2 separate regions of the Mus musculus genome follow, and region 2 is linked to region 1. The links are chromatin loops, found by intact Hi-C in ENCODE. Cell type or tissue: gastrocnemius. All regions are shown on one strand.

The links. A loop is a pair of places that touch in the nucleus more often than their neighbours do. Peaks named below come from ENCODE experiments on the same cell type or tissue, not always from the same donor. Only the 100,000 strongest peaks of a DNase experiment are listed, where the experiment ranks them.
Region 2: it touches region 1 in a loop (5-fold over the local background); 7 of 42 quality-filtered maps call a loop at or near these places.

Annotation. Positions count from the first base shown.
Region 1 is chr5:136,564,717-136,572,716 of GRCm38, reverse strand. Cux1 (cut-like homeobox 1) reads left to right here and starts at 5,227. Exons shown (of 23, transcript NM_001291234.1): 1 at 5,227-5,539. The coding sequence starts at 5,477. In gastrocnemius, CTCF peaks have their summits at 3,703 (motif pointing left), 5,141 and 6,296; DNase peaks (open chromatin) are centred at 5,634, 6,243, 6,804, 7,130 and 3 more places; H3K4me3 peaks cover 4,522 bases; H3K27ac peaks cover 3,618 bases.
Region 2 is chr5:136,702,030-136,710,029 of GRCm38, reverse strand. No RefSeq gene overlaps it. Among named protein-coding and RNA genes, the nearest start is that of Myl10, 12 kb to the right of the region's middle. In gastrocnemius, CTCF peaks have their summits at 4,309 (motif pointing left) and 6,070; DNase peaks (open chromatin) are centred at 962, 3,014, 4,288 and 6,077.

The DNA.
Region 1 (8,000 bases):
TTAGTGCCAAATTGTTCTGGAAGGCAGTCACAGCATGGGAGAGCACACACACACACACACACACACACACACACACACACACACTCACACACTCACACATACACACACACTCACACACACCTCTGTTATTCACAATGTTTTGATGTAAAGAAAAGGCATTTACAAATCTGAAGTGTTTCAAAACTTCAAATTTATAAATTTGTCTGGTCTCAGATATTTGTGAATTAAAGACATTGACAAATTCTTTGAATAAATACCTTGAGATAATTTTAACCCACCCCCCCTCTCTTTTTTGGTTGGTTGTTTTCTGAGTAGCTCAGGCTGTCCTGGAACTTCCTCCATAGATCAGGCTGGCCCTGAACTTAGAGATCGACCTGCCTCTGTCTCCTCAGTGCTGGGACTAATGGAATGTGCTGCCACTGACCAGCTGAAGTTCTATATTTGTAAAGTTCAGATTTTTTCCCCATATGATTTACTATGTATAGGAATCATTTGTTCTACCATCTACAGCCATGCCTTTATAACAGTGAATACATTATGGTGTGATTTTTAGTTGAATTTTATTTTTAACTCTATGTTTGTGTTTTTCTATGTAGGGTATGTGAATAAGTGTGTAGGTGCCTTCAGAGGTTAGAGTCATTGATCGGAACCCCTGGAGCTGGCATAACAGCTGGTTGTAAGTTGCCTGCCTGACATGGATGCTGGGAGCTGAACTCAGGTCCTCTGTAAGAGCAGCAAGTAGTCTCAGCCATTGAGTTGGCTTTTCTGCTCCCGTGGTGTAGTTTTTAAAGTTGTGCATTGTTTATGGTTAGAAGAAAAAATTTCACTTCTTTATCATTAGTGTGCATGTATGTATGTATGTATGTATGTATGTATGTATGTATGACATGTATGTGGGCATATGTGCCATGGCACACATGTGAAGTATGCATGTATGTGTGTATGACATGTATGTGGGCATATGTGTCATGGCACACATGTGAAGGTTAAACACAGTTTTTGGAGGTAGATTGCTCCAGTCACCTTGTGGGGCTTAGGGATCAAACTCGGGTTGTCAGGGCTTTTAGGGCAAGTGCCCTAAGCCACTAAGCCATCTCCTAGACTCTGCAGTGTTTCTAGTTGGATAGAAACTATTTAAAACCAGTTCTACTTTGGGTGTTAGAATAATAAGGAAAAGAATTAAGGCTTTGGAATGAGTAGCTTCACGGTTTTCCTTTGACACATATAGTTTAGAAGATTTTGGGGTTACTATGATGATTTTAGTCTGGTAAAGATTCCATATTATTACTCCATGTTTCTTGGAGAGAAAATGTATAGGGGAACAAATAAGAAATCAGTCCATAAAGATTGTTTCCCCCCTGAGAGATTAAGATTCTTTGAGGGAGCTTTCGTCTTGTTTTAAATAATGCCCTTCAATATGAGACATTTTTCAGTTTAGAAGAAAATCTTTCTTTTAGATAAGGTCTCGATTTGTAACTCTGGCTAGTCCTGACCTCAAGGTGTAGCCCAAGATGTCCTTGGATTTGTGACAGTCCTCCTGCCCCTGTCTCTCCTGGCTGAGTAGATAACAGGAATGCACCACCAAGCCCAGCTTGGAAAGCATTTCCTGACGGCTGATTCTTTTGAGGTGTCAGGTGCAGTTTAAAAGAACAGTGACTCCATTTGAGTCTGTCTTTAAAGACTCACACACTTGCATTTTGGGGAATATACTTAGGAAGGCTCAGTTTTGCAAGTATCACCCTACAGAGACTCACCAACTTTCCCCTTAATGGGTTTTATAAACTAAGCATGGATGCCATCCAGGGGAGACTCTTCAACCGGAGCAGAATAAGGAATGTTTGAGGTATGTTACAATGTTTCTTAGAGTTACTGCAACCACAATAGATTCTTGCAGATCCTTTACTGTTATTACTTGCCATTGTTGTTGGTCTTTGAGGCTGGGTCTCATAGAACAAGGCTGTCCTTGAATTCCCTATACATGACCATGAAAGTCTCCTCCTGCCTTTGCCTCCCGCTGGGGTGGCAGGTGTGCACCACCATGTCAGCTAACCCTATTTTATTTCACTGTTTTGGGTAATAATACAAGATCCACGGGGAAGAAACTGAGGATTTCTGGGCTCCTGCATCACCTACACAGTTTCCCTCTCTGGTGCTAAGCTGAAAAATAAAGGTACTAGGAATGGCTATCGTTTTGATCAGCTCTCTCGTTGGATGACAGGGGACTTATTTTGGGAAGCTTGGGATGGCAATTAGTCATGCATTGGGAACTGTGAGCGCTCTTCCCCTAAAGGGAGAAGCTAGACATTAAACAGAATGACTGAATGCCTCTGGATTGTTTTTCTTATGCTTCATTCAAAGTCATATCAATTATATGTGAAGCTTTTTTTCCTGCGTCAGAGCCATCCGTTCTCACAGTGGATTCTAGAAGGATGTGATCACTCATGTGTTGTCTTTGTGGGTGTCGATGGAGATAGAAGTCTTTAAACCCTTCCATTTAAAAAATATTTTAAGCAGTTCGTAACTTTGTAAATCCACAACATTCAGACACCAGTGGTCGTCCAGGTTTTACAGTACTTTGGGTGAGCATGAACTTGCAAGAAAAAACTAGTCTTTGAAATGCTTATAATTTGCTCTTTATTAAATTTTATTTATTAATTATGATGACGATGTGTGTGTGTGCCTGGTGTGTGCAGTGGGACACACGTCCCAGCTAGGGGGTAGACATCAGAGGACAATTCTATGGAGTCTCTTTTCCCTTCCTCCACGTGGATTTTGAGAATGGAACTCAAGCACACTTGTACAGCAAGCACTTTACCCACTGAGCCACCCCACCATCTCTAAGTTGTTCGTTTATGACTATACTTGTTCTAAACATCTTAAATGCGTTCTTTAAAATCTTGTCACAAGTCTTTGCATTATTATTTCATTCACTCAAGATAATTGTTGATTAGTGAATTATCTTTTGAAATGAGAACATTTTATTCCACTAGAGAAGTTATCTTAATTTTTTTTCTCCCCTCTTCCTGGCCGAGGGCAATAAAGTCTGTACAACCCCCAAACTCTGTTAGGAGAAATCTAAAATTTATTTAAATAAAGCTTAAGCTCTGGGCCTCCCAATGTCAGCCAGGTTAACATGCAAAAGTATAAACATAACTAGAAACGGAACAATTGTATTTAATACCCGTCAAACTTATATCTAAAATATTGCCATGGATTCAGAACTCTGAATTCCAACCAGATGTCTTTCCCCACTATTACACAGGTCATATATATTTCAGTTTTTAAAGTTCAAACCCAGGGGATCGACAGCATAATTAGATTGAGAACATCTGTGGTAAATCCATACCATTTCTCCGATCGTTCCCCACGAGAGGAAATTTGCTTGTTTTAATGCTCCTGCCCATTTTGTCTAGCCACCTTTAGGTCAAATTTTGCCGTTCTTGCTGGCCACCGCACAAACGTAGATGGCCTTTAAAATGCAAGATAGGGAGAAACGGGTAAGCTCTAGGAAGCTTTAGGTGGCAAAGGAATTGCTTCCCGCCTGGATCTCGGTCAGGGTGTGGCCAAGTACGAGGAGCTGGGGTGGGCACGAGCATTGGGGCAGTGGTGTGTGTGTGTGTGTGTGTGTGTGTGGGGGGGGGGGGTACCCTGAGGACCCGAGTGTCGGGGAGCCGCTGCCCTCTACTGGGCGGTGCGAATGGAGCTGCAGCACGGGCGCCCGCGCGTTCCGGCTCCGGCGCCTGACTCCCTTGCAGCTCGCGGTCACCCGAGGTCCGCAGTGTCCCGCCTGGCGCCGCGTCACGGCATCCAGACTTGAGGTTGGCTCTGCGCCTCCTGACGCCCGCGCGCTCCCACGCACCTGCTTCGGGTGGCTTCTGCCCCTCAAAGGCTGCGACTTGGGAGTGCAGCCCGGTCCCGACCGCTGCATGGACACAGAGGCTTTTGGGTGCAGTTGCAAGACCCGGGAACACTTGTATTCTTTAAATCTCGGGGGGACTTTCATTTCCAACCTCGTTCTCCAAAAATATCGATCTCACCGCAACCGAATAACGCTAAGCCCTCAAACTTGGCTCAGAGAGCAATTATTTTCTACTGTCATGTTTGGTGTTCCATACAGACGTTATTTACATATAATTTTCAAGATTAAGGAATTTAGGGATTTGTCTTAACTAATTACACGTTCACCGAAGTGCAGCAAAGTGAAAACACTGTGTTCCTACTGTAAACGCAAACTCTCTGGTGTGAATAAATCCATTAAAGATGACGATCCTGAAACGCGTGCTTTGGGTCTAGAAGGAAATGTAAAGAGAACTTCCTTCCCCCCACTCCCGGTTTAAATGTGAGCGTTTTTGTTTTTTTTTTTTTTTCTTCTTCAAAACTTAGGAACGAGCGCTCAGTTTCAAGTGCACTGCACGCTCTCAAACTTTCTGCCTGCAAAGACGGAGGCGCGGAGTTGTGTGAACCCCAGAGGAAGTTTCTGGGGTTGTGTCGCAGAAGCATGGTTGGGACAGAGTTGTGCTCCAAGACTTGCCCCAGTCCTGGCGGACGCTGGAGCGGCTCTGAAGGGTGGGGAGGCCGTCGCCACTCGCTGATGTGTCCCGGTGCAAGTTGGGGATTGCAACGGAATGTGTAGGACGTGAATGGGAGTCGCGGCGGCAGCAGCCGCAGGCTCCAAGGCTTGGTGGTCAACCCCCTCCGCCCCCTTTACCACGACACAATTGCACTTCCTTGAATATGAAACACTGTTCACGACCGCTGTGGTCTGGAGGTCCCCCAGCTGGAGCGCATAGGGGAGCGGAGTGAGGTCACCCGCAGCCCCGGCGCGCGGGCTGGCCGGTGGGGTCCCGACCGCCGGCTGTGCAGGTGGGCTCCGCTCGCTCCACCGCGCGCACCGTGCGAAAGAGCGCAGCGCCCGCGCCCCGCTGCCGCAGCGCAGCCCACTGTCCTCAGGCGCGCAGAGCGAGGGGCACCTTATCCTAAAGCGCTGGCCACCGGCGACCGCGACCTTCCCGGGGGCGGGGGTGTTGGGGAGGGAGGGCGCCCTTTAGGTGAGCTGCGGGGTCCGGAGGAGACCCCGCAGCGCCCCCTCGAGGCCGGGCCGCCGTAGGGTCGCAGCGCGGCCTGGGAGGGGGGCTTGTGGCGGGGCGCGCGGGAAAAAGGGTGAGGGGTCGCGAGGGCCCCGGATGCCCGCGCTCGGGCTGTGGAGAGAGAGCGCGGCGCGCGCGCGTCAAGGCTGCCGCCGCCGCCGCCGCCGCGTTTCCCTCAGGCTTCGGACTCCATGGCTGAGGCGGTGGCGGCGGCGGCGGCGGCAGCGGCGGCGGCGCCGTGAGGAGGAAGGAGTCCGCGTCCGCGGTGGCTGAGGCGGCGGCCGGCTCCAGGCCGGGTTTTGGCGCCCGCCCGCCTGCTGCCTCCTGGCGGCTCCTGAACTCCAGCCCCCTCTCTATCAGCCTCTCACTCCGTCTCAATATGTCTCAAGATGGCGGCCAATGTGGGATCGATGTTTCAATATTGGAAGCGCTTTGATTTACAGCAGCTGCAGGTCAGGCTTCTCGGCGCTCGGCCTCGCGCCCGGGGGGTGAGGGCTGCGGGCGGTCGCGGCCTCCCTCAGGAAGGAGGGTGACACTCCGGGCTGCCAGGGCCCTGGCGGGGGTGCTGAGGCGACGGGGGAAAGCAGGAGGGGGGTGCCGGGAGAAGAGCGGGGCCGAGTCGGCGGCGAGTCCCTCGGGCTCCCCGGCTCTCATTGATCACTCGGCTTGATCAGAAATTGATCCTCTTTGTTCAATTCATCGATCAGCCCAAGATGGCGCCGGAGCCGCCAGCCGCCACCAACATCTTTGCCCCCCGGTGTCTGCCCCCTTCAACCCCGGAGGGTGTCTTCCTCCCCACCATCATCGCCATCATCATCCTCATCGTCCTCTCCGCCGCCGCCGCCTACCCCGCGCGCTGTCGTTGTCGCGGGACCCTGGTGGAGAGGAGGGGGGAGCGGCGGTCCCCCCCCCCCACGGGGGCTCAGTGGGAACTCGCGCGCGCTAAAGAGGGGGACGCGCCACGGGGTGGCTCTGGAGGGGTGGCAGGGCTGCAAAGAAGGGGAGCTGCGGGACGCTAGTCCCCCTCGCGCCAGTCACGTCCTTCCTTCCCCCCGGCTCAGCCCCGTCGTATTCCCGGGGAAAGTTTGTGGGGAGTTGCTGGTGGGGGGTGAAGCGCCTGTCTCTCTCTCTCTCTCTCTTTCCTCTGTCTCCTGGAGGAGAGAGTCGCGGACCGCCGCCGCCGCCGCCGCCACTGCCCCGCCGGCGCGGCGGAGCTGGAGCTGGTGGCGCTGTGGTGCCGCCGGCTCCGGGGGAGGGTCAGATCGGCCACCGGCGGCTGGCGGCGGTGGCGGCGACGGCCAGGCTGGCGGGTGGCCCCTTGTCGTGAAGACGGCGGGTGGCTTGGAGCTCCTGGCTGCTCCTTGATCGTTCCCCTTGGGCCCAGCTGCCACCATTCCTCTTTCCACTACTCCCGTAAGGGATTGTCAACCGGTGTCGCCCCGGCCAGGGCACCGGCTACCCGGTGTGGCGGGTCCCTCCCCCACCCCGTTTGTTTACGTCCCGGGGCCAACCCGCAAGCCCCGCGCTCTTTTGTGTGTCTTCTGCGTGAAAGTGACTGCGGAGCTGGATCTGTCCCCCTTTTTTGCGCCCGGGGACTTCCCCGGGAAGGGGTTGTGGGGGAAGCTTTGGAAGGGAAAAACTTGGCTTGCGGGGGGACACCGGTGGGTCGCGCAGAGTGCGGGATCGGCCCGGGAGAAGGGAAAAGGTGCGGGAGAAAGGCTGCAACTTTCCACCGAGCGCAGGCCGCTGCGTGACCCGGTCTCGGAGCGCTTTTCCTCCGGGGTCACCGATCGGTGCAGCCAGACTTAGCTGCGTGTCTCAGGGACTTCCAGGGCTCCCCCCTCGGTGACCGATAGCTTGCATCACTCCAGCCCCTCACTCTTTTTCGCGAGGGGTGTGTTCTGTCCTCTCTGCAAAGGGGCCCCAGGAGTTATGGAGCGCGCGTCAGGTCCGCTCCGAGCTGCCTTCTCCAGCCCGGTTCTCGAAAGCAAAGCCCCGGGGGCCCCGCTGGACTGTAAGGAGACTGATTGTGGTTCCTCGTCGCCTCGAGGGGATGGTATCGGGGCTTCCCAATCCGCGGCGGAGCTGCCTGCGTGCCCAGAGGATGCTATTCTGCCTGCCACCCCTCATCGGAACCAGCTGCTCGCCCTCGGGGTCCTCCCTGCTAGTGCTAGCTCCGCGTTCGCGGCGCCTGGACAGCCCCAGGATTCTGCCAGGTGGATGTTGTGCGTAGCCGGAGCCAAGTTGAAGGTGAGCGGCAAGTGAGCCCTCAGAGCTTTGATCACTGGGAACACCAGAGAGATGGGACAGTCTTGTGGTCCATAGAGGCAGCCTTGCCCTCTGTGTGTGTGTGTGTGTGTGTGTGTGTGTGATCTTCCATAACATCTCTAGGGAACCGCCTTTGCTCCCAACTCTAAAGTGTGCTTGAACATGAACTTGAGTGAACTTTTCTAAGCCGGAGGACTGGTGATATTTATTAACCCACAGCACCCTTAGGAGTCTGAAACAAACGAACTCCACATGTAGGCCTGCAGGAAAGGAAGGCGATTGGATTGAAACATCTATAGGTGGAGTGAAACAACTTAACTGTGCTTGCTTTTTCTGCTCTTGCCTACGTGAGGACGATAAGGCAGACTCATGCTCGTTATGAAATTTCCTCCCATTGCTCTCTTAACTAGGAAGACTATGTGAAATATGTATTTCTGATAAGATTAAAGCTTAAAGAAGTTTTGAGTATTTATTGACTAAAATGGATTACACCATAGTCTATTGTGTAAATTAGATTCCTGAATGTAATGAACACCGCCGGATGGCATTTTTTGATTAATTGGTCTACCCTATTTTAGTAAAAATAGCTCCCTTTTACCATAATTTAATTCCTGTGCTTACTGTAAAACCCGTTGTGGAATTTTA
Region 2 (8,000 bases), 140 kb before region 1:
GCCCTAGGTCCTAGCATGAGACCCTGTCTCAAACAAGTAAGATCAGCAGTGCCTATGAAATGATACCCAAGGTTGACCTCTGGCCTCCACAGTCATGTGTACACATATGCAGGCACAGTGCACACACATCACATGCTCTCCACAAGAACATATCTCTCTCTCTCTCTCTCTCTCTCTCTCTCTCTCTCTCTCTCTCTCTCACACACACACACACACACACACACACAAGGAACCCAGACAGCCAAGCGACCAATTCCCTCTGCCCTCTTGGGATGGCTCCACAGCTCCACCCTTGAGGAAAGGCTAGCAACCTCTAGTGTTTCCAGTCCTTACAGGGCAAGGGCTGGCATCTCTCTGTGCATATCAGTGGCCTCTGTCACCACCTTTGCAGACTGGAGTATAAGCTCCTATCTGTCCCCTCTGGGGAGTCAATGCCCTCATATACACTCCTGGGGCCTTGAAGACTCCTAACCCCGTTCACATGACCATTCAGCACTGACTGGAGGCCCCAGATCCTGTCTTCTGATTCTGGGAGCCTCGCTTAATCCTTCTCCCACTCCTACCTCTTGAGCAGCTGCAGCAATGACAGGCTGGCTACTGGCTCCCTGACAGCCTTGCTCACCAGTACCTAGGCTGGTTTCCTTCTCTTCCAGCTATAAGCAGTTCTCTATCTCCTCTACCCTTGGGACTCTGCATATAAGAGTCACATCTCTGTCCCGAAAAAAAAAAAAAAAAAAAAAAAGCCACACCATGGGCTACTGACAGATGCAGTCTTTGCTTTCTGAACATATGTCACTCTCAGACAGCCTCTTGCTGCTTCCTGTCCACCAATTATACTTTCTGATGCGTCTTTTTGTCCACTCTGATGTCAACTGCTCTGCATCACTACACCTTTCCCACCGTGACCACACCAGCAAGAAGGCAGCAGGACAGCACCCTGTGAGCAGGAAGACAAGCTGAAGGCCTCGCACAGCAGGGTGCCTCGGGCAAGCCTTAGTTGGAACACGGAATCCCTTCCACAGGCCGAGAGCTAAAGCCTACATCCCCAGGTGGTGGTGCTACTTGGTGGGGGGGGGGGGGGGGGAAGCATTGGAGGAGGCGGGGCTTATACTGGAGGAAGTAGGCCACTGGAAGTGGATCCTTAGAGGTATTTTGTTCCCGGAACCCTTTTAAGGCTCCAGTAAGAAGAAGCTGCTGAGCTGGGGAAGGTGGGGTGGCGCGGACATGACTTCCAAGAGAGGTGGAATATCACCAAGCTGAATCAGGCTAGACTCCAGGATGCAGACTCCCCCACTGCTTGGGGGTGGGGTGCGGATGAGAATTGTCCCGAGCTCCTGGTTCCCATTGTATGTCCTCTACCTTCCCACCCACAGTAGCGTGAGAAGCAGGACAGGGCTTAGACAGTAGAAGCGGCCGAAAGGACCCTGACAATTCACTTGCCACACAGGAAGCCAGCCATCACAGAGAGAAGAGCTGTTCAGGACCCTGAGCTCCACTAGGGACAGATCTGGATCCAAACAGGTTACTTCCTCCCATGTCCATTGTGCAGGTTAGTTTTAATTATCAGCTTGTCACGTCCCAGAGTCACCTGGGAAGAGCGTCTCAGCGAGGAACTGTCTCATTCGGATGGACCTGTGGGCATGTTTGTGGGAGATTATCTTGACAGTGTTAATTGATGTGGGAAGACCCAGCTTAAAAGCGGACAGCACCATTTGAGGCCTGGACTGAGAGTAGAGAAAGCGAAAGCGGGCTGAGCACTACGCGCATGCGCATTCATCCCCCCACCCCATTCCCCCACACCCCAGCCCCACCCCCCGCTCCTGACTGTGGATGTGATGTGACCAGCTGTCTCCGGTGTTCCTGCCCCTGTGATGTCCCCATAGGATGGATTGTAACTCTGGGACCATGAACTGACATAAACTCTTCTAAGTTGCTCTTGTCAGATCTTTTTATTATCACAGCAATAGATGAAACTGAGAAGTGGGGTGGTGATGGTGCACACCTTTAATCCCAGCACCGGGGAGGGCAGAGGCAGGGGGATCTCTAAATTCAAGGCTAGCTTGGTCTATGGATTAATTCCAGTACGGCCAGGGCTACACACACACACACACAAATCCTGTCTCAGAAAAGAGAAAGAGAAGGTGCGCATGCATGCAAGTGAACCTTTGTCATGGGAAGCAGCCGGGGCTCGAAGCTGGAGGCTAAATCAAGACATGTGTCATGATTCTTGGAAGCCCCGGAGGCAAAGATGCTGAAGGCAGATGGATTTGTGGGAAAGTGTGCATCCAGCGGGCTTTGGCAATCCGGTGCCTTCTATCCACGTATCACTGCAGCCTCCATCCATCCCCTGGGTATCCTCAGTGTCCTTATCGCCTGAAGTTAGAGATGTAATTACAGGGCTGTGATGCGGTCTTGTGTGCACACAGTAGAAAGCTTAAAGACCACGCTATAAGTTTGCAAGCTATTTTTAAATGCATGTTTGTGTATGTGCATGTATGTGAGGGTGCATGCATGATCATGTAGAGGCCAGAAGAAACCTCAAGACTTCCTCAAGGATATTGTCACACCTCTCTCTCTCTCTCTCTCTCTCTCTCTCTCTCTCTCTCTCTCTCTCTCTCTGAGATAGAGTCTCCCATTGACCCGGTACTTGCCAATCAGGCTAGGCTGTCTGGCCATCAAGGCCCAAGAGTTAACCTGTCTCCACCTTAAGCACAGATTCAGTACCTGGCTTTTTACATGGGTTTTAGGAATGGGACTCAGGTCCACATACTTTCGAGGCAAGCTTTACTGACTGAGCCCAGCCCACGAGTTTTTTTTTTTCCAGGAAACTTAAAGAGGTTAAGGTCTGTGGTTCAGCAGTAACTGAGGCAGCCACAACTCTCATTCAGACTTGTTTGCCTCAAAATTATACTTTAAAACCCTGTGCTATGAGTGGCTGTGTTGACTCTAGAAGCCTGGGAGAAACAGAAGCCAGGCAAGGTGGCTCAAAAACCAGTAGATGGCGCTGTGGAGCCACAAAAGCGGTCTTTGTGCGTTCCATTCACCGAGGCCAACTGGAGTTTCTAACCCGGGCGGCCGGCAGCAAGTACCAGCTGAGGGTGCACATGGTGGGTGGTGGGTGGGACGCTCATCCATCTCTCTGGGGGGCGATATGAGGGCCCAAACAGGTAGTCAGTGACCTAGAGTAGACATGGCCTAAGAGGTTGTACTGGGGTTTCCTGACCCTATATACGCCCACTAAGATCCCCGACCTGTAACCCCATGAGACAGTCTCCTCAGTCCCCAGCCAAACAAGACACAGTAACTCTCTGAAGTTTGATGGGAGCCAGACTTAGCTTGTCCCCACCCTTGTGGGTGGACATTCCAATGAAGTTGAAGGCACAAGCTTTGAAGCTAAATTCTGGATTACCATAGCTCCACATGGCCTGTTTCTCCCACCCCTGCGCCCACCAGCCACTCCCATCCAGTGTCTCCATGGCACCAAGAAGTCTGGGTCCCAGTGCCCCACCCTCTCCAAACATAGACATTAGCACCCAGCACTCGGATAACAGGTCTTGAGTAAGGATGAGGTGTTGGGGCGGGCAGCAGCTGGGACTGGAGCTGGCTTCCGAGCCTTGTCCCAGAGCCACTGTCTGTGCCCTTTTGTCCTTGACTGCTGTGGAATCCATGATTGTAGTTGGATCATGGGAAGGCCAGGAGGGCGCTGAGGGTCGGAGTGTCAGAGCTACCCAGCCACCAATAGAACCCTGTCTTCTGAGGCAACTGAGCCAGGCTAATAGGCTACACAAGTTGAAGATATAAAAAGAAAGGTATGCCTCGACCCTGTCACGCCACTCTCAGGACACTGGAACCAGTCTCTTCATTCCCCAATCACATCCACACCCACACCCCACCCATACAACCAGCATGGGGTCAGCATAAGAGACCCCACAACAAACTAGGAGCAAGTATGAAGCACGGACGGTGGGCGTGGCTTCAAAAAACTTCACGGGATAGGCCCGTGTCATGTGCAAAATGCTTGACTCCATGGCCCTGAACGGGTATTTAATTCACCAGTAAGTTTATTTTACAGGATCAACTCCAAGCTTATGTTGATACCAGATCATAAACTACACATGCCCCGGAGTCTGTCTTTCTGTCTGTAAGCAGCCACAATTCCCTGGCTCCAACCAGACACTGTGGGGTTCAGGATCGAACCTCACTATTGAAAGAAAGTGGGCTCAGGAAGCTGGAAAGAGTACGTACTTCCCTTCTGAAGGACCCAAGTTTAGTTCTCAGCATCCATACCAGACAGAGCCCTCTTGTGGCCTCTCTGGGTACTGCACTCATGTGCACAGACACAGCCCCTCAAACATGCATTCATTTACATAAAAATAAATTAAAAAAAAAAAGAAATTTAGTGTCAAGACTAAAATGCTGATTCAGTGGGGAGTATGACAGTTCTGGAACCAGTGTTCCAGAAAATTCTAAAATGTCCTCTTTTAACAGTCTCTCCAGGACCTCTTCTCTAGAACTCACAAGCAAAATCTCAGTGATTCCTATTCCACTTTCGTGATTTTTTATTTTAATTAATTTACTTTACATCTCGACCACAGTTTCCCCTCCCCCCTCTCCGTCCAGTCCTCCCTGCCTTGCCTCCACTCCTCCTCCCTTTCTCCTCAGACAAGGGGAGGCCTCCCATGGATACCAACCAACCTCAGCATCTCACGTTGCACTAAGGCTAGGTGCATCTTCTCCTATTGAGGTGAGGTGAGCAGCCCAGTAGCAGGAAAGGGTGTGAAGGGAAATGACAGAGCCAGAGACAGCCCCTGCTCTCACTGTTAGCAGCCCACATGAAGACCAAGCTGCCCAACTGTAACATATGTGCAGAGGACCTAGGTCTGTCATGTTTGTCATTCTATTTTTTATTCTCACTAAGTATACATCCCATCTTTTTTACTAATATCAACGTGTGGATATCCATTTGTTTTCATTTATTTCTTTTTGGAGTGGCAGTGAGCAAAGCCACGGTCCTCACACATGTTCTACGACTGAGATGTGCTCCTAGCCGTACATTTATTTAGTTTTGAGATAGGTCTTCAAGGTGCAGCCCAGGCAGAGCAAAAATAAGGAGAGGGAGACAGTGGTAGAATTCCTGAGTGCCCCAGCAAGGGCTGAGCGGGGCTCACTGATAAACTGCTTTGCCTAGAATCCCCCAGTAAGGGGCTGGGTGTAGCTCAATGTAGACCACTGCCCTAGAACCCCCAAGTAAGTGACTGGGGGCGTGGCTTAATGACAGAGCCCTTACTTACATGTAGCGAGATACAGTCAGCTCCAAAGTTGCTATGGAGTCTCCATAATGGGGGTGCCTCCTGTCAGGCGAGGTCTGTCCCTCTTCTATCACGTTGTCCCACCGTCCTCAGAGGCCCCACCCTCTTGTGGTCAGCAGAAGCTCCCACAGAGATTGCCGCTTGCTCAGACAGCTTCAAACCCCTGGGGTTCATCCTGGAAGGGCCTTCAAAGGCCTTGGCCATTCTTGATTGGGCGCCAAGACAGAATCTGCTCTTGGAGACAATTTAGCCAGCCACATGGGTGGAAAGAATGTCCCTGCTCTCTTAACAGCGACCCCCTCTTGATTTATATGTGGGGCCACTGTCCGAAGGCCCCCGGCGGATGGATCTTGAGTGGAAAATGAGAGGCCGAGAGCCAGGCGTCTGGCTGGGCTAATTATCCTCAATGAGATACAGCTGGTTGGGGGAGCAGGCTGAGGCCCAGGGCAGGGCCAATTCCTTGCCCCAGATCTCTGGGGACCCAAAGGCCTGTTTGGGCTTGCAGCCCATCGCCTCCCAGGTCTGATTAGGGTTCATCAGGCATTCTAGGTGATCCAGTTTGGCCAGTTTTATAAGAAAAAAACAGAAAAGTGGCTTCAGTCTCAGATTCGCTGCTATCCTGAGCCATGATAGTCCCTAAGACGCCAAGATACACTTGAGTTCTTTCTTCATTCTTCTTATGGGACGACTGAAGAGTAGACTGGCCAGGTAGGCTTGGTGAAGCCCAAGGGAGGACTCTGGAACTGAATGCAGTACCAGGTTTGGCCACATGGGGCACATAACTCTGTAGTGGCCTCCATAGGGCCTGGCTGCAGCCCAGCTGCAGGCTGATTCTCTGGATATCCTAGGGTTGAATAGACTCTACCATATACCAAGCCTACATTTGGGGTCTAGGGGCATTGTAGTGATCAAAACTCCACTTGAATCCCAACCTTTTGGACTTAAAATTCCCCAACAGAAGTACCTGGTGGCTCAGTTAGCTGTCTCAGTAGGGAGAAGGTGTTTGTTGTCCATGAGCCTGACAACTTTATCCTAAGGAAGGACAAAAACAACTTCCATATGTGAAACAACTTCCTGACATCCACATGAGCATGCAAACAGGTGTGTGGACATCACACACACACACACACACACACACACACACACACACACACGAGTAATAATACACATTTTTAAGTATCTGATTTTCTGAAAGGGCTTTGACCTATTGCAGTTGTCAGGGCTGAGCTGAGCTGCAACCACATAGCCAGGCTGGAGTAATAGAGTGGAAGAAAGTTCCAAACAGAAGAACTAGCAAAGCAAAGGCCCTGTGTCCAGCGCGAGTGGCACAGACAGTAGAAGTACAGCAAGGTCTTAATCTGGTTTTAGTTGTTTTGCAGCACTGAGGATTGAACCCAGGGCTTTATGTAGACTAGGTGGGTGCTCTTCCACTGAGCCACGCCCCCAGCCCCTCCCTGGGGGATTCTAGGCAGAGGCTCTACCACTGAGCCACGCCCCCAGCCCCTCACTAGGGGATTCTAGGCAGGGGCTCTACCACTGAGCCACACCCCCAGCCCCTCACTAGGGGATTCTAGGCAGGGGCTCTACCACTGAGCCACGCCCCCAGCCCCTCACTAGGGGATTCTAGGCAGGGGCTCTACCACTGAGCCACACCCCCAGCCCCTCACTAGGGGATTCTAGGCAGGGGCTCTACCACTGAGCCACGCCCCTAGCCCCTCACTGGGGGATTCTAGGCAGGGGCTCTACCACTGAGCCACGCCCCCAGCCCCTCCCTGGGGGATTCTAGGCAGGGGCTCTACCACTGAGCCACGCCCCCAGTCCCTCCCTGGGGGATTCTAGGCAGGGGCTCTACCACTGAGCCACGCCCCCAGCCCCTCACTGGGGGATTCTAGGCAGGGGCTCTACCACTGAGCCACGCCCCTAGCCCCTCACTGGAGGATTCTAGGCAGGGGCTCTACCACTGAGCCATGCCCCCAGCCCCTCTCTGGGGTATTCTAGGCAGGGCCTCTCTACCTCTAAGCCACAGCTACACACAAGTTTTAACTGTTCAACTTGAGAGGGGGAGTCTTGTAAGTTCCTCTTGAATTCCATGCAGCTTGAACTGGTTTTATTGATCACCATTGTACTCTGGCTCAGAGAGCAGGGACAGGGAAGATTGAGGATCGAGGAAGTGAATGCCCCTCCCACACACACTTCCTCTTTAACCTGCCGGATCCCCTTTTGACCTCTGCACTGGTTGCCCATGTCCCTAGTGAGCTAGGGCCCCTGCAGTATGGCAGGCCAAGCTGTCAGACAGTCTCAAGTAAGGGGGTGTCAGAGATTGCCTGAGGCTCCCACTCCCTGTAGCCCTGGCTCTGTCTCCTCCTGTGGGACACAAACAGGTTTGACAAGTTTTCGGTGTAGACAGGGCTCCACTCATGACTTCCAGGAAAGTGAGTCTTAGAAAGCAAGGGGCAGCCAGGGCTGTGGTAGAGGAAGGATTCTTCTAGCAGCCTCAGCCTCTTCTCTAGTGGACCACTCAGTTGTCTCCCAGGCCAAGAGCTGCAGGCTGATGGGAGAACCTCTCTTGCCCCCTCTCCTGAGAGAATGGCAAAGGATTCCTATTTCCTAAGTCTGTCTGTCTGACTGTTTATCTGCCTTGCCCTCTCCCCTCCCCACCTCCCGTTGCTTTCCTTATTGGAGATAGGATCC